Regions from separate parts of the Homo sapiens genome. Here region 2 is linked to region 1. A link is a loop called in an ENCODE intact Hi-C map of the cell type or tissue named here. Cell type or tissue: endothelial cell of umbilical vein. All regions are shown on one strand.

Evidence for each region. A loop is a pair of places that touch in the nucleus more often than their neighbours do. Peaks named below come from ENCODE experiments on the same cell type or tissue, not always from the same donor. Only the 100,000 strongest peaks of a DNase experiment are listed, where the experiment ranks them.
Region 2: a loop joins it to region 1, with 7 times the contacts of the local background. A loop is called at or near these places in 6 of 110 quality-filtered maps.

The regions. Positions count from the first base shown.
Region 1 is chr10:80,695,014-80,703,013 of GRCh38, forward strand. No RefSeq gene overlaps it. Among named protein-coding and RNA genes, the nearest start is that of LINC02655, 49 kb to the left of the region's middle. RefSeq lists enhancers at 4,402-4,927, 4,734-4,993. In endothelial cell of umbilical vein, a CTCF peak has its summit at 4,669 (motif pointing right); a DNase peak (open chromatin) is centred at 4,708.
Region 2 is chr10:81,836,388-81,844,387 of GRCh38, forward strand. No RefSeq gene overlaps it. Among named protein-coding and RNA genes, the nearest start is that of NRG3, 35 kb to the right of the region's middle. In endothelial cell of umbilical vein, a CTCF peak has its summit at 6,852 (motif pointing right); a DNase peak (open chromatin) is centred at 4,534; H3K27me3 peaks cover 318 bases.

The DNA.
Region 1 (8,000 bases):
GACAGAGGCTAACATGGCACGTTTGCAGGGATGGGATATGGAGGATGGGGTCGGGGAGGCCTCGGGTGCTGGGGGTGCCCTCTGCTGGGATGATTGTCTACACCTGCAGTAAAGAGCAACCCATGCCAAGTGTGGCTCCCTGACTCCAGTAGGAACAAGATGCCCTTTCAGAGGTGCCTTCCTGTGGCCAGGCCCTCAGCCTCGGAGCAGGTGGGTTGAGGCTGGCCTTGGAGACAGGACAGTTTTCTTCAGCTGAGTTGAGGAAGGGCCCAGGCTGCACTGAGTAAACCACATGCGTGTCTGAGTGTGAAGGCCATTCTGAGATGTGTGCTGAGGCTGGTCTGGCCCAGCTGTGTGACAGCCCAGTTACTATGATCATGAAAAATGTGTTTATTCTCACATGCAGTACCCACTGTGCATACATCCACATAACCACCTGCCCAGAGCCCTGCAACTGCAGAGCTGGTGAGCCACCAGTGGTCACTTCGACAGCACCATCATAATAAAAATGGGGAAGCTGAGACCCAGAGCGTGGAGTTCACAAGTCCAAGATCACTCTGAGAGCTGAACACAGGGCCTCACAGGCCCCTGCTGCCCCCTCTCCCATCATACTCAGTCCTGCTCCCTGGACACAACCTCTCTCAATTCTCTAGCTATTTCTTCTACTGTTCATTTTTTGTTTCCCTGAATTACAAGTTTTGACGGCTGCTTCTTAACTTATCAGTTTTTGGCAATTATCTACTGACTTCTCATCAGGTTGACGTGGACTCAGCTCGCCTATTTCCTGCCCCCATCTCATTTCAGTCTCCTCATCCACCCAGGTCCTCTCAACTTAATTAAAAACATTGTTCACTGCGGGTCAAGTTGGTGCTATAATTGCATTTTCCTTCTTGTACATCTTTTCATTTTCCTAGAATTAAAAATTGCACATTGCTTTTTCATTTGCATAGTTTATGATGTGCCTGCTATTGTGTTTCCCTGCCATCAGATCTGTCGTAACCTTGGCAGATGGGTTTTCCCAAACGGGGAGCTGCATTTTCAGCCATGTCTTAGACCAGTTCTATTCCCAGGGTGTTCCGTCCTCACCAGTCTGGTTGGAGGCACAAATGGGGTTACACTGCCAGGAGCCGTCTGCATGGCTTACACAGGCCTGGACCTCCCTCCTTAGTCCAGGCACTCCTGGGAGTTCCAGGGTGTCTCTCCCACGTGCTCACAAGCGACTCTGCTTCTGGCCATTTTCTGCTGTGTGGCTGCCTCTGCCAGAGCCTCCTGCTTCTCTGCTTCTTCCAGCTCTCACCATAATAGCCTCTCCTACCAGGGGCCGTAGGTTTCTGCCAGGTACCCTGCTTAGTGCTCTGAGGGCCTCCTGATGCTGGCCGGCACTGCAGTGCACTGTAGCACGATGGCATGGGTGCTGCCTCTGCTGCTGGCTCCCAGGGCTATATGATACTGACACTGGGACTGGGCCCACCATTGCCCTGGATTGTAGGGACATTCCATGTCGGTTGGTCCGGGACAAGGCTTTCTCTTTGTGTTCCCATCCCCATCAATGTTGTCCAAGTCCCCACCATTTGTTCACAGGGGTTTACACTGATTTGAGGCTGTTGGCTGCAGGATGGAGTTGATGAGGGCGTTGCCCTCCAGCACAGCTTGTGCTTGGTCCCTTTCACTGGGGGCCCCGATCCTTTTGCATCCTGGTCTTTCTTCCTCTCCCCACTGCAAAGACTTTTCTCCTTCCTCACTTTCCTTTTCTGTCCCTGTCACCAAATAAAAGCACTTGCCCTGGTAAAAACACATTGCAGGTCATGTTTTACCTAGGTCAGTATCTGTGTCTTGGAGTCTTGTTTCAGCTTGGGGTGGCCCAGGGCACCTGTGAGAAGGGAGAGGAAGTACACAGAAAACAAATCCATTCATACTTGGAGTCTAACCTGCCTCCTCAGGACAAACTAGGTGCTGCCCACGCCTGGGTCTTTGCGTTTTTAAGGGAAAGGCTGCTGCTACCTGATTTAATTTTTGTTCCCTTTAGGAATTGGCTGGCCTGAGGACAGATTCCTCAGTGTCTTTGTGATCACCCCTCTTGGGTCCCTGGGCACCGTCTCTGTTCCTGGGTCAAGCTTGTTCTGCCTGGTTCCCTCTCTGCCCAGGAGGAGCCCCTGTTCCTCTGTTCACTGTCTTCAAAATAGGTCTGGATGCAGCTTAGGCTCAAGCTGAGTGATAGGGTTTGGCTGTGTCCCCACCCAAAATCTCATCACAGGTCAAGGGCGGGACCAGGTGGAGGTAATTGAATCATAGGTGTGGTCTCCTCCATGCTCTTCTCATCTCACGAGAGTCTGATGGCTTTATAAGCATCTGGCATTTCCCCTGCTTGCCCTCGTTCTGACCTGCTGCCCCGTGAAGAAGGTGCCTGCCTCTTCTTTGCCTTCCGCCATGATTGTAAGTTTTCTGAGGCCTCTCCAGCAATGCGGAACTGTCAGTCAGTTAAACCTCTTTTCTTTATAAATTACCCAGTCTCGGGTATTTCTTCATAGCAGTGTGAGAACGGACTAATACACTCAGACCTGGCACTCTTGATTTAAATGAGATATGATTTTGAATGATTTTGGTATGTTTTAATGAAATTATACTATTTTCAATACAAAATGTATTAAAACTGAAAATATGATTGATTTTATAAATCTTTGGTAAACTATATAAATAAGTTCACATTTCAGAACTGACTCCCCTCCCTCCCTCCCTTCTTTACTTCCTTCCCTCCCTCTTTCCTTCCTTCCCTCCTTCCTTCCTCTTTTTATCCTTTTTAAAAAAATTAATAGCATTTTGGTTCAGAGAAATGGCCACTTTACCTGTAGAGGGACACCTGCAGCACCCATCCCAGTTGTGGCTTGATTGATCAGCCCTCCCTCTCCAGCTAGGAATCCACTGCAGCTGCGGAGTCTCTGCTCTTTGCCTCCAGAGAAGCTGCATCAAGCAGATGGATGGGCACTTTCCAGCTTTAGAGGAAATTCACTTCAGCAACCCCAGAGCAGTTTGAGAAACAAATGTGTCTGTTGTAAACATCTCACACAGTCATAAACTGCAGCCTCTCTTTAGAGCCCCACAGAGACATGACCCTGCCCTTCCCTGACCCCTGCACTGTGGTTTATGAGTAGTTTTCTCTGCAAGGGGGAATTGGTGACTCTCTATCAAGGATGAAGAGAAGCAGAAATCCAAGCAGGGACCTTGCAGGGGCCTCAGGCAGGTCCTGCCAGACTGTGCAATGTAGACGATTCAATTCCACTTGGTCCAATGACCAGCACTGTGCCTGGAACTGTGGTGAGAAGCCAGATGTGTGGGTTCATGCCAGGCTCTGCCCTCTGTGAGTGTGAGTCCACATCCAGGCCCATGATTTTATTATAAAATCATGCTTCCTGTCTGACCTCCATGTAGGCTAAAGTCCTGTTTCATTGAGCAGCAACTGACTTTATTATACTAAGATGATAGATTAGTTTGCCAGGGCTGCCATAACAAAACACCACAGACTAGGTGGTTTAAATAACAAATTTATTTTCTCATGGGTCTGGAGACTGGAAGTCTGTGATCAAGATGTCAGCAGGGTTGGTTTCTCCTGGGGCCTCTGTTGGCCTGCAGAAGCCCTTCTCCCTGTGTCCTCACATGGTTCTCTCTGTGCACACACACCCCTGGTGTCTCTGTGTGCTCACATTTCCTCCTCTTTTAAGACACTAGTCATATTGGATTAAGGCACATCCTAATGGCCTCATTTTAACTTAATCACCTCTTTAAATGCCTCATCTCCACATATCCACATATTAAAACATATGAAACATGAATTCAGCCCATAACAGATAAGAAAGAATAGGCTTAGAGGGAACAAGGAGCAAAAAAGAGGAAAAAATAACATTTATTAAGTGAAATAGAATAGACCTGGGCATTTCAGGTATAATAACTGTGAATAAATATGTGTTAAATATGTGAATATTATTGATTTTACTCCTGAGAGTTAAAATATGTGAATATTATTGATTTTACTCCTCTGAGAGTTACTGTTATGTAGGAATTTGTTATTTTGCTGGGGCTTTGATTTGAGTCTCACACTCTTCGAATCCCATGGGTAGGAGGGTTCGGGAACTGTCCAGAACCCTCATCTCAAAAGGGCTCAGTGCTTATATACACCCTGTCCAGAGGAAATGGTATGTTCTAGCAACATCTGAGCGCTTGAGAACATCTACAGACACCCGGGGCCACCATGCTGTGAGCCCAGCACCTGGCTCTATCTAGGCAGGTGTGCAATAACCTAGGTCGGCACTTTCTCTTGTTCATAACAGCCCTGCACCATCCTGATAGATGGGGAAACTGAGGCTCAAAGAGTTTAAAGAATTAGCATCCCTAAGCAAGGAGTGACATGAGAGTGACCTGGGAGAAGTCAGAGCCCTGAGAATCAGAACAAAGACAAGTAATGCAGATAAATAAATGAACAATCCTGCTACTGATTGATCCTGTGAAATGTCCAGATGCGGAGACCAGTGCCCACGGCACAAGCTTTCTTTGGAAGGCGAAGATCTCCCCTTCCTGCTGGCCAGGGTTAGGGTTGGAGGAACTTGAGGGGGACCAGGGGAGGTGGCCTCAGGGAAGCCCAGGGTTGCTGGTGCCATCGCCAAAGAGGAGACTTTCGGTCTGTCCAGCAGGTGGCGCCGCGCAGCTGAGTATCCGAGGAGAGCAGGCTGAGGCTGGAGAAACCGTCTGCCCTAGGCTTCTTCCCAAATTGCATGTCCCCAGCAGGGGACTCTGCACTGCTAGGGCTCCTGTCCAGCACGGCATCTTCTCTCCGGGGGACTGGGAAACAGGGTGTTTGTCCTCACCTAGAAAACGGCCTCTACGCACACATCTGCTGGAGAGAATAAAGCTGCCGCGTGGCCCTGGGCTTGCTGGCAGGCAGGGGTGGCTGGTGGGCAAGGCTGGGGCCAGCCAGAATGCTCTGCTCCCAAGCAGCCTGGAACTCTCCCTGGAACAGGGCGAAAGCCCCCTAGTAGCCAAAAAAGGAAGATTCTCCCTGGAAACCTGGGCCTGTTCCCCAGCAGCTGGTCAGTTTCATTTGCTCCAAAGCTGCCCCTGAGATGTGGAAGTCTTGGGATAAACCAATTAATTGTAAACATTTTCTTAAATATTCCTGTTTGGACTTGAATTGGTATGTCTAAGGTCTTTCCTGTCCTGATAGTCATCCCTTTGTACGGTAGCATGTCAGCCATAGTGTGGCAGTTGCAGGTACAGGGGCTGGATCTGAATCTAGACACTTCTATGACTTGCTGTGTGATACAGTGAGTTTCTTAACCTCTCTGTGTCTCAGAGCCCTCTTCAGTAAGATGGAGATGGTAACAATTCTTATCTCATGGGTTTACTGTAAGGATTAACTTAATAAATATAAAGCACTTAGGGACAGCGTCTGACAGGCAGTTATTAGAGCTAAGTGGTTGTTATTACCATCAGCTGAGCATACAGCAATTTTCTCAACTAAGTCACGTCACACTAATGCAGGGCATGCAGTAGATTTCCAATAATGCCGAATGGGATTTAAATGGGGGAAAGAGCTTCTAGCAGGGAGTGAGGAGTGGGGCAGCCTATATTGGTGGATGGAGGGCACCAATCAAGGGCCACAGGGATACCCATCCCCTTCCCAGAGAGAGAGAGCTGCTCTTTACGCCACCAGGCCTGAAACTCCAGGCAATTTGGAAGGGCCAATGTGTCGGGGAGAAGAAAGGGAGAGATGTGAGTGCTGTGGCTTCAGCTGGGGGTGCCAGTGGCAGACTGGGCTACGCGTCGGGATCCGTGCAAGGGAAATAGGAATAGAGTCTAGCTCCAAGGGAAGGACAGGCAGGAACCATGCCACCCAGGAGCACAGCCAACCACCAGCCTGGGGGGAAAACCAGGGACCAAAGGCCAGAGCTGGCCAGGAGTCAGGTCCCACACAGAGAGGGCAGGGAAAGAGGCTCAGCTGGACACTGGAGGCTCCAGTCCCCGTAGTCACCCCTGAACACCTGACAGACTTGGGAAGAGCCATGGGCCAGGGCGGGGCTGACAGACACACTGCAGCAACCTCTGTGGGCTGCAGCTGCCACATAGGTAGGTGCCTCCTGGAGGCCCCATCTAAAGCCAAGGGTCATCCCTTTAATGGCTGGATCCTGAGCAGGGAGTAGGGAGGGGCTTGGCAGCCAGGCCAGCAGGTAGGTGGATTGGGGCAGTGACTTTTTGTCAGCCAGCTTGGAAGTATTTCATCAATTTCACAACCAGCATATCTGTGTCCATGTGCCCGGCTGGGCCCCAGCCCTAGTCTTTTTTCCACCCTGTAGTCACCTGATTTGCATTGGTCTGAGGGAGCTGAGAGGTGGGCAGCTGGGGAGGCTGGCACTGAATGACATCCGCATATTACTGCATTCCCACTGTGGTGGGATGTGTCTCCAGAAACGGCAGAGCCCTGGCAGTGAAGAGTAGCCCTGCACTAGACTGCCTGAATTTGAGTCATGATTCCACCACTCCAAGCTGCGTGACCTTGGGCAAGTGACTTGCCTTCTCTGTGTCTCAAATTCCTGCTTCCTGTTTTCTAAACCGAAAACAAAATTAGTACCTTTCTCACAAGATGCTATGAGAATTAACTGAGCAATGTGTGCAATACATTTGGAACAGTTACTTATACCTATAGTATTTAGAACTATTCAAAAAGCAGTAACTTTTTTCATTAAGCACACGTTAATTTTGCATCATCTTCCAAAGTACATAGTTCCTGGCCTTAAGGACACATATGTATTTGGGAGGGAACTGTGAACTCTGCCTCTGTGGAGTACGAGCAGATGAACCCAGGGATCAGAGAGGGAAGGGGTTGACCCAGGCCACAAGGAGGATCAATGGCAGAACAAGGGAGGATCCAGGCCTCCTGAGGCATGTCAGAGTCTTCATGGGTGTAATGTTTGATATGGGCAACCTGCTTTCTTTTCTTCCCTTCCTCCATCTAAGCTGATGCTTGGACTCTGATCTCCAGGGATGAGGAAGAGCTGACAGTGGAAATAGCAAGTCTTTATGGATTTACTTTCCAAGGTCTTAGCCTCAAAGGAGAGAAGGAATTTGAGGCAGACAAGATGAGCAACTGGGACAAACCTGCAGGAAGGATTTCCCCTGAGACTAGAGGGATCTGAGGCGAAAGTGGGAGGACTGTGTAGAACTTGGTTGTGGGCCAGCACCGGCTGCCGCTTGGTCCCCATGCCTGTGTTTTGTCATGAACTGCATTTCTGCAGGCCCAGCATTCTCTGTGGCTATTTTTTGCTGCAGAGATTCAGGCCACGGAGGAGGCTTTTTGTCTGTACACCCTCAGCAATGAATGGCCACAGCAGCTGCCTGTTACAAATGCCTTCCTCTTTCTGAGCTGCTGGCGTGTGAAGGGTTTTATAGGCGGCCTTGCTTCAGATGGAAATAGAACAGCTCTGAACTTGCTACCTATTACCTAGAAGTCATTTTCTGTAGTTATTCCCTTTGTGGCACCATCAAGCATGCACACCAGTAGCTGTCGAGGGTTTGGATATTTAACCAGCTCGTGTTCACACGCATGTGGGTTTCGCCTGTGCCTCTGTGAGACCTCTGGCTAGTACCCATGTGTGTTGGATCTCATGTGGCCTGTTCTCATTATTGGTATTGTCATTACACTTGAGACTGTGTGAGGGGCCGGGGTCCCAGTGCAGTCACCTCAGGACCCAGAGCTGACCTGAACAGAACTTCAGTTTTTCCTCCCCCAAGGGGACCCAGAGCTGACCTGAACAGAACTTCAGTCTTTCCTCCCGCAAGCTCATACATTACTATTTGTCACCCACAACTCAGCATGCATATTTTAACCAGTCCATTTTGGAATCCTTAAGAGGGAAAGAACATGACAGCACTGGACTGAACAGGAAGACAGGTCCCTGGTGAGATGGAGTGAGGGTGATGGGTGAGGGTACATCAGGTCCCTGAGGAGCCTGGAG
Region 2 (8,000 bases), 1.1 Mb after region 1:
CCTTAATAAGACTCTGTGCTGAGGACTAAAAATTGTGAATATAAGTGTGTTTGCAGATTCCTGCCCCGCCCCCCAAATCAGCTAAAAGACTTATGTACCTGTAGCCTGATTTGCTCCCAATTTCTTCCCCTCCATTCTTGCAGGAAGGACAAGGATGCTATTTCCTGCAAGAGAAGACAAATCTGCATAACAGAAGGGGCCATAAGACATGAGAATGTAGTGCTGGCTTGTATACCGTGGGTTGAAGTGAATTGAACAAAACCATCTGAGGGTTGTTCAGAAGATAGACGGGAAGATGGTTTCAGAAAAGTTTCTGTGACCAAAGTTAATATAGGAAATTCCTCTGATGTTCTTTGAGAAGCAAAAGTAAATAATTGGATGTTTCTTAAAATACATTTGGCTGGCAAACTGTGTTTCTTCAAAATAACATCATTCCGGGGTTGAGTCATCCTTTTGGTTTTTTGGGGTAATATGTTAGAGGGCTACCATCCAGGATTTTGCATTTCAGCTCCAGCACCCAGCCATACTCAGTCAGGATGAAAGTCATCACTAAAAATGTGAGTCAAAAGTGTATTTTCATCCTTACTGCCAAGCTGTTGGAACAATGGAACTGATGAGGAAGAGTCCATCAAATCAGGAATTATACAGGAACGCTGAAGAGTTTTCAAGAGGATGATATCCTAGTAAGATTTTCATCATTTGAAAGAAGACTCTAGTCAATTATCAAATTTTTCACAAGAAACACAAACCTATGCATGATCTCTAGCTTGAGCAAAACTCAGCAAAGTACCTATCCATCATGACATACCAATTTGGAGCTTGTGATTTGTTTTGTTTTATTTTTCTCCTAACTGCCACAGATACCAATTGATATCACATGAATATTGAGAGAAGTTATGTCCTACCTGAATTGTTTAAGACATTTGTTTTTGCTTCCATGATCAAAATTGCATGATCCATCAGACAGACTCTGGAACAATGATGGTACAGGTTACCTGTACACTTAAAGTTAAGACTTCAATGATAGAAAGTAGGCCAAGAGTTGAAACACAACCCGATACCACAGGAATATACCAAATTGTATTATTAACAAATGTATTCCTCCCCCCCACCCCCCACATCTGTGGAATGGAGAAAACTTCTGTCTGCTTACTTTGGATTTGGTTGGGTACTTGCTCTGAGAAATGGAATGTGGACAACAGTTACCTTGTGTCAGCTCTGAGTGGAGATGTTGAGGGACATCCATATGTCTTCTGGATCTCCTGCAGCCCTGCTGAGATGAGCACAGCCAAGTAGGTGGTCCCAGAAGAAGAACAGCTGAGCCCCACTTAAAACCTGGAGAATGACTGAGATAGCCTACATACAAAGTTATGAAAAAAAAACAATAGTTTTATTGCAGGTATTAAGTTACTTCCAAAAACCCCAAAAAGTTGTCTAATCCATAAGACAATGATAAAGAGGGTTAGAGATAAAGAAATGTCATTGATTATGTACAAAACATTTAAGGGACCATATAGCCGATATTTCTTTGAAGAATACTGAAATGAATGTATGATACTGATGGGGTTCTTACACCAAAATTAAAAAATAAATCTGTATCATAGCAATGAGGGTAAGCATGCTTGATTTTTGTACTTAAGACTAGAAAAATACTGGGAGCACATAAAGATGCAATGGTGTGCAGAAGAAAGACTCCTGGTTACTCATAAGCAGTTAATTGAATAGATTTGGGTGCATTTAATATCAATAATTAACTTTTTTTACATAATGAATTACCACAAATGTAGTGGCTTATAACAGCCCTCATTTCTTATCTCACAATTTCTGTGGATCATGAGTCTGTGCACAGATTAACTTTCCTGAGCTCAGAAATTTACAAGGTTCAGGTCAAGGTGTTGGCCAGAGTATGTTCCCATTTGGAGGTTTCACCATGGAAGGATCCACATCTAAGCTTGCTTAGGTTGTTGGCAGATTTCAGAGGAATGGTGAGAGGAAGGGAGGTAAGGAGAGAGAAAAGGAGAGAGAATGAGAATGAGAGTTTATGTTCCTTAGAACCTTTAACTTCATGGAAGGTCTGGATCCTCTTTAAAAGAGCTCATCTGATTAAGTCAGGCCCACCCAGGATAATCTCCCTTTTAATTACCTCAAAATCAGTGGATTAGGAATTTGAATTACCTTGAAAAATCCTTTCATCTTTACCAAATAATATAATTATGGAAATGATATCCTATCTCTTTTGCCATAGTATATTATTAGAAGTAAGTCACAGTTTCCACAGCATACAAAGCAGGAGGATTATACAATGCTGTGACTCATTGGGGGTCACCGTCAGGTGTCTATTACAGCATTCAATTAACTACCTTGGATTACATTATTACTCTGCAGAGCCCCTCAGTTTTCCCATTGATGAAAACAAGCCAGACAGCGGACAAAGAAAGATATGGTGACTTGAAAGTAGGGATGACTAATGAAGTTCAGACCGGAAGCCCTGTGAGGAGATAGGATGGCTGGGATAAGACAGCTAAAATGTGTTTCTGAAAAGCCACCAAGAAGCCATGACTGATTCACTGTGAGTAAACTGGTTCCTTAATCTCCATCAGAGACACACAGATGTCCAGAGACAGGATCATTCCCAGGTTGGAAATAGGCCCCTCTAATTTGCTAACACTGTGGTGGGGCTGGGCAGGCACCCCAGAGTATCTATCTATTTACACATCAGAGACCCCAGGAAGGATGGGAAGTGTGGTTGGGTTTCAATATTGGCTAGGAGAGACATCTAGTGGCAGCTGGAAACTGGGAGGGTTGTCATCTGGTAAGCACATACCCTTTAGCAAGTGAATGCACAGAGATTCTTAGTGGGGTTGCTGATGGTGTGTTTCTTCTGCAGAGAGTCATTCATCCACCAATTTCCAGTTGTGAGAAAAGATATTTAGAAGATCATAAACAGGCTACATCTGGTAATATTTTCAAAGGCACCTAAGAATATTTATATTCCTCTAAGGAGGTGTGCTATCATTAGAAATAATTGTAACTTCTGGGAGCCACATTGTATTTTGGAGTGTGTGTGTGTGTTTGTGTGTGTTTGTGTGTGTGTGTGTGTGTGTGTGTGTGAGAGAGAGAGAGAGAGAGAGAGAGACAGAGCAAAGACTGACCGGGAGAAGATTATGATATGGTAAAACGTATACAGATAGAAAGAAGGAAGGGAAGGAGGGAGAGAGGGAATTATAATGCTCTGGCCTCTCCACACTCTTCCCAGTCTCTCAAGACAATGCTTTTTGTTTTTGTTTTTTTTGCTAGCTTGATTTTGCCTTCCCCACTCTCTAAGGTCTATAGCTTCCTGCAAAAATGGAATTTAGAATTTTGAGATATCTTTAAAACTGAGCAGAGGAAGGTGGGGCTTGAGAAAAGGGAAAAAAGTGAAAGATAAGAAAACTAAATTGATCTATGTAGTACAAAGCTGAGAGGGTCGGGAGAAGTAGGGATAAAGAGCAGCGATGATGCAGTGAAGGATGGGCTGCAGGGATGAGCAGAGCTTTGAGTGAGGGGCTCTCATTAGCCTGAGGTGAGAGGAGGTTGTGAAGGAAGGAAAAGAGAGGAGTGTTGTTGAGTTTATTTTAATATAATTAAGATTTTCTGACAGATACAAGTTAAATATTGGAATTATTTTAATTATTATTTTGACTGGTTTCATCCTAGCAACTAGTTAAAAGCCCACATGGTGGATGTCCAATTACTATTTCTGAATAAATGAATATTATTAGTTGCCATCCTCAAAGGCCAGGTTGTACCAGTCTAGGCACAGTCAATATGAACCATTTGCAGAACATGATGGTAGCTGATGCCACAGTGAAAACAGAGCCCAATGGTCTGGCAATGCTGCAAATCTAAGGCAGGTATCAGAATTTTCCACTGTGACCTCAACACACCTTTTCAATCAATCCAATTTAACATACAGTTAATGGTGGCTTATCTCATTCAGTTCACTGCAATAGTTCATGTTAGATTACAAAGATGAAAAAAAGGCACAGGAAGCCCTCAAAGTCAAGGTGTTTAAATATAACAGGTGTTTCAAATACATCTGTCCAATAAGACCTGTTCCTTCAAAGATCGAATAATTCCCATCATTTGTTTTGTTTATTGATTTATGCTCCAGTTCTTTTATCTACTTGAAATTTTTTCTTCCCCCCTGTTTACTCTTCTTCATTTCTAAGGCTCATCCCCAAACTTTTCTCATCTGTAAAATTAGCATTTTTGAATCTTAGAAGGTTCTGAGGCTCTTCCTGACTCTCTCCTAAAACTTCCCACGGTGTTCTCTCATCACGAAGTTGTGGCTGATATGAAGCCTTCATGTGCAAGCACTGTGCCTCACGCCACAAGCTCAAGGCTCCAGGCAGTTTAGGTCTCTTTCTGGACTCACCACAGAACGGCCTCTGCTCCTCACTGGCAGCAGCTTTCTTTCTCAGGCTTTTGTACCCGTTCGTGTGCTTGCGTCCTGTTTGCCTATTTGCTTTCCAGACTACAAGCCTTTTGAGGAAAACATACTGTCTTATCTCCCTGGACATTTTAAAGAAACATTCAAATATAAGGGAAGGGAATGCTTTAGTTATTAAATCTGGCAGGAAATCAGTTTGGCAGAGATTTAGCAGTAGTTTGTGTTACTGAAAGTATCTGAAATAGTAAAATTGAATTTCTTTGGAATTCTTCCATTATTTAAAAGTTTTGAAATTCAAGTGAAATGGAGTTTTCCTCAATTACTCCCAATTAGTAATGTTTAGTTTCATGTATAAACTATATAAACATGCATTACCAAAGGATAATAAATTCTGTGGGCTTTTCATTGCTTCCTTGTCATGAGATTTTGTTATAAGAAATACTATGTTTTCCCCCCTCCTAGCCTGAAGGGAAAGACTTGACTGCAAGTTGTTTTATTCAAAAGAATAGCAGCCGTTTGAACTCAGCGGGGAGGAGCAAGTGTTATTATGAACATTCCATTCTCTTACCTTTTCATCCTCTAAGTTAGTGATCTCTCTGTGTTTACATGTTGATTGGTAGAGTTTGAGGCAGTTATATTGGAATTGGATGGGTGTTTGTGGCTCAAGTATTTGAAATATAAAGTAAGTGTTTCATTATTGATTCCCTGCCTACTTCTAAAAATTAAAATAGGACAAGATACAATAAACAAAGGGGGTAAATAAGACTACTAAACAAGGGTAAAGAAGCAAGAATTCGATAATGTCCTAGCATGCCCAGCTAGGAAAGATGGGGATTTAAATACCAGGGAGCTGACACTCTGCCAAGTGAGGTTGTTTAAAGAGCTAAGTAGAAGAAGGCAGGATAATCCACCTGGGATGCTTTCTCCCCCTTTACATTGATAATGTCTGCCATCTCAGCCTAAAAGTTACTTTCTTAGAAGAGACTTTCTTATACCCCCAGACAAAGTCAGGCTTACCTCTTAAATATTCTCCTAGGATTATTTCTCTTTATTTTATAGAAGTCTTTATAGAAATCTACATTGATATGTGTGACTATTGGATTAATATCAGTATGATCCTCTAGAGTATGAGAATGTGCCTGTCTTCTTTATTGTATTTCCATTGTGTTGCCAAGCATCAAGATTGGCAAAAGGAAAAGCAAGATAATTGTTGAATAAATGCTATTGAATGAATGTGGGGAAAAAATAAAGAATGGGGGAGCAGAGATACTTAAAAAGAATCCCATGAGTGAAGCAAAGTCAAGCCAGAAAAAAAAATTAGCAAGGAACAACTCCAATTACAAAAGTGGGATTGAGTATATAAGAAAAGAAAATTAAAGGTCCAAGATGAATAGATTTGAATAGAAGCAAACACAAGGCCTGGTGTGATGGCTCATGCCTGTAATCCTAGCACTTTGGGAGGCCAAGGCAGGTGGATCACCTGAGGTCAGGAGTTCGAGACTAGCCTGGCCAACGTGGTGAAACCCTGTCTCTATGAAAAATACAAAAATTAGCCAGGCGTATTGGTGGGCACCTGTAATCCCAGCAACTCTGGAGGCTGAGGCAGGAGAGTCGCTTGAACCAGGGAAGTGGAGGTTGCAGTGAGCTGAGATTCCATGGAGCTCTGGCTTGCTTGTTTCTAACTCCAGCTTGTTGTACATTGTGGGATTGTTTGGTTCAATGGCTTAAGTCAGCATATACAATACAGTGGGGGTAAAAATCAGAAACAAAGACTATGGGAATCTTGTCTACAACTGAATACAAGATTTACCTGAACATTATTAATAGTCAAGGAAAAGAAGAAAGTATAATGAATTCCAGGGAAAAATATAGTACCAAATTCTAGAGAAATTTACTGTTGATGTATATAGCAGGAAGAGAGGAAACTAAAAAATAGTTATTCTTAGACTGTAGACCCAACAAATCACAACTCAGCCTTCCTCTCTCACTGCAAAAAGCAAAGTGTAGAAATATTGGTTACATCTCATAAAGAATGGCTGTTAATGCCTCAGGAGAGAAAATGCTTATGTTGCAGGGAGAATTCATAGAAAAGTCCTTATAATCAAGTCATTAAAGTGATGTTATAATTAACCATTTTATATATATATATACACACACACACACACACACACACATATATATATGCCAGGACATTGAAGCAAAGACTGGCTGCTGTCCATTTACAAAAGGGACTGAGTGCCCTACAGTGAACTGAAAGGATGAGAGTCAAGATACACAAATTTCATCCAAAGACAATGGACCATTTTGGGGGGAAGGAGCCAGACTAAGAACTTCGAGGTGTACAGCTCCTTTATTCTTTCCATACAAATGCTCCATGGATGAATGTCAAGAATCCTCACAGAATTGAGTTGCCCTATAGAGGGAGCCACTTTGATGTCTTCTGGGCCTTCATCTGAAAGAGACAGGGTTTCAATGCCTGGCTCTGCAAGCCCATTTTATTGAAGATGACACATGTCTAAATGGATGTGACACGTATCTGTGGAAGAATTTAAAAGGAGCTGTGACCTACAGTTCCATGAGAATTAGTAGGGGCTCACTTTGTAATGGTTATTGTGACTTTATTTCTGCCCCTGCCTAAAGGTTAACTTACCTATAATTGTCAAATATTTTCTTTTCTGAAACTATTATTTTAATGACATGTTATCTTCATACTACATGCCAAAGGGCATATGTGCTATCTACAGGCATTATGATAGTTGCTCTTCTCAACGATCATATGGAAAAAGCATTATTATTCTCTTGTACAGATGAGAATCTTAAATTTACAGACACGCTATTGCTTTATCCACAACTTCACACTTAATGTGACACAGAGCTGGGATTCAAGCTCACGTCTTTGTTTGAAGTTATTTCCAACAGACCATTCTGGCTCTCCCAGACATGCATTTATATTCAAGACAAACCAAAACATAACATTTGGCTTACACTGAATCATTTATCTTTGTCTTTTGGCACTGTGATTATGTAGCATTTATAAACTCTCTGTCCAGTCAGGCAAAAACTTGCACTTCTGTGCTTTGATTTAGTGCACTGGGTCCCACTATCAAAGTTACTAGGCTTGCAAATGGTCATAATCTGAGTCTAGATTTCTAGGTTTATGCTTCTAAATCACTTGGCAGAGAAAACAGTTAGTGTTAGAAAAGGAATCAGAGGTAAGATGGGCTGAACAGCCATCACACATCAATGAGAAATGAAGTGGTTTGATTTTAGTGTGGATTGTAAACAAAACACACACACACATGCACACACACACAGAAGATTAAGCTAGGATGTAACTGATTTAAATAGGTATCCTCCAGGAAAACATTAAACGTCATAATGGCCGTTATATAAAAGTTGAAAATTTTTGACACAGTGTAACTTACTCTTTTGGTAAAGTAATGTTTAGAAATAAAATAATTTATAGCCAGCCGTAATGGCATGCACCTGTAGTCCCGCTACTCAGGAGGCCGAGACAGGATAATTGCTTGAACCTGGGAGGCGGAGGATGCAGTGAGCCAAGATGGTG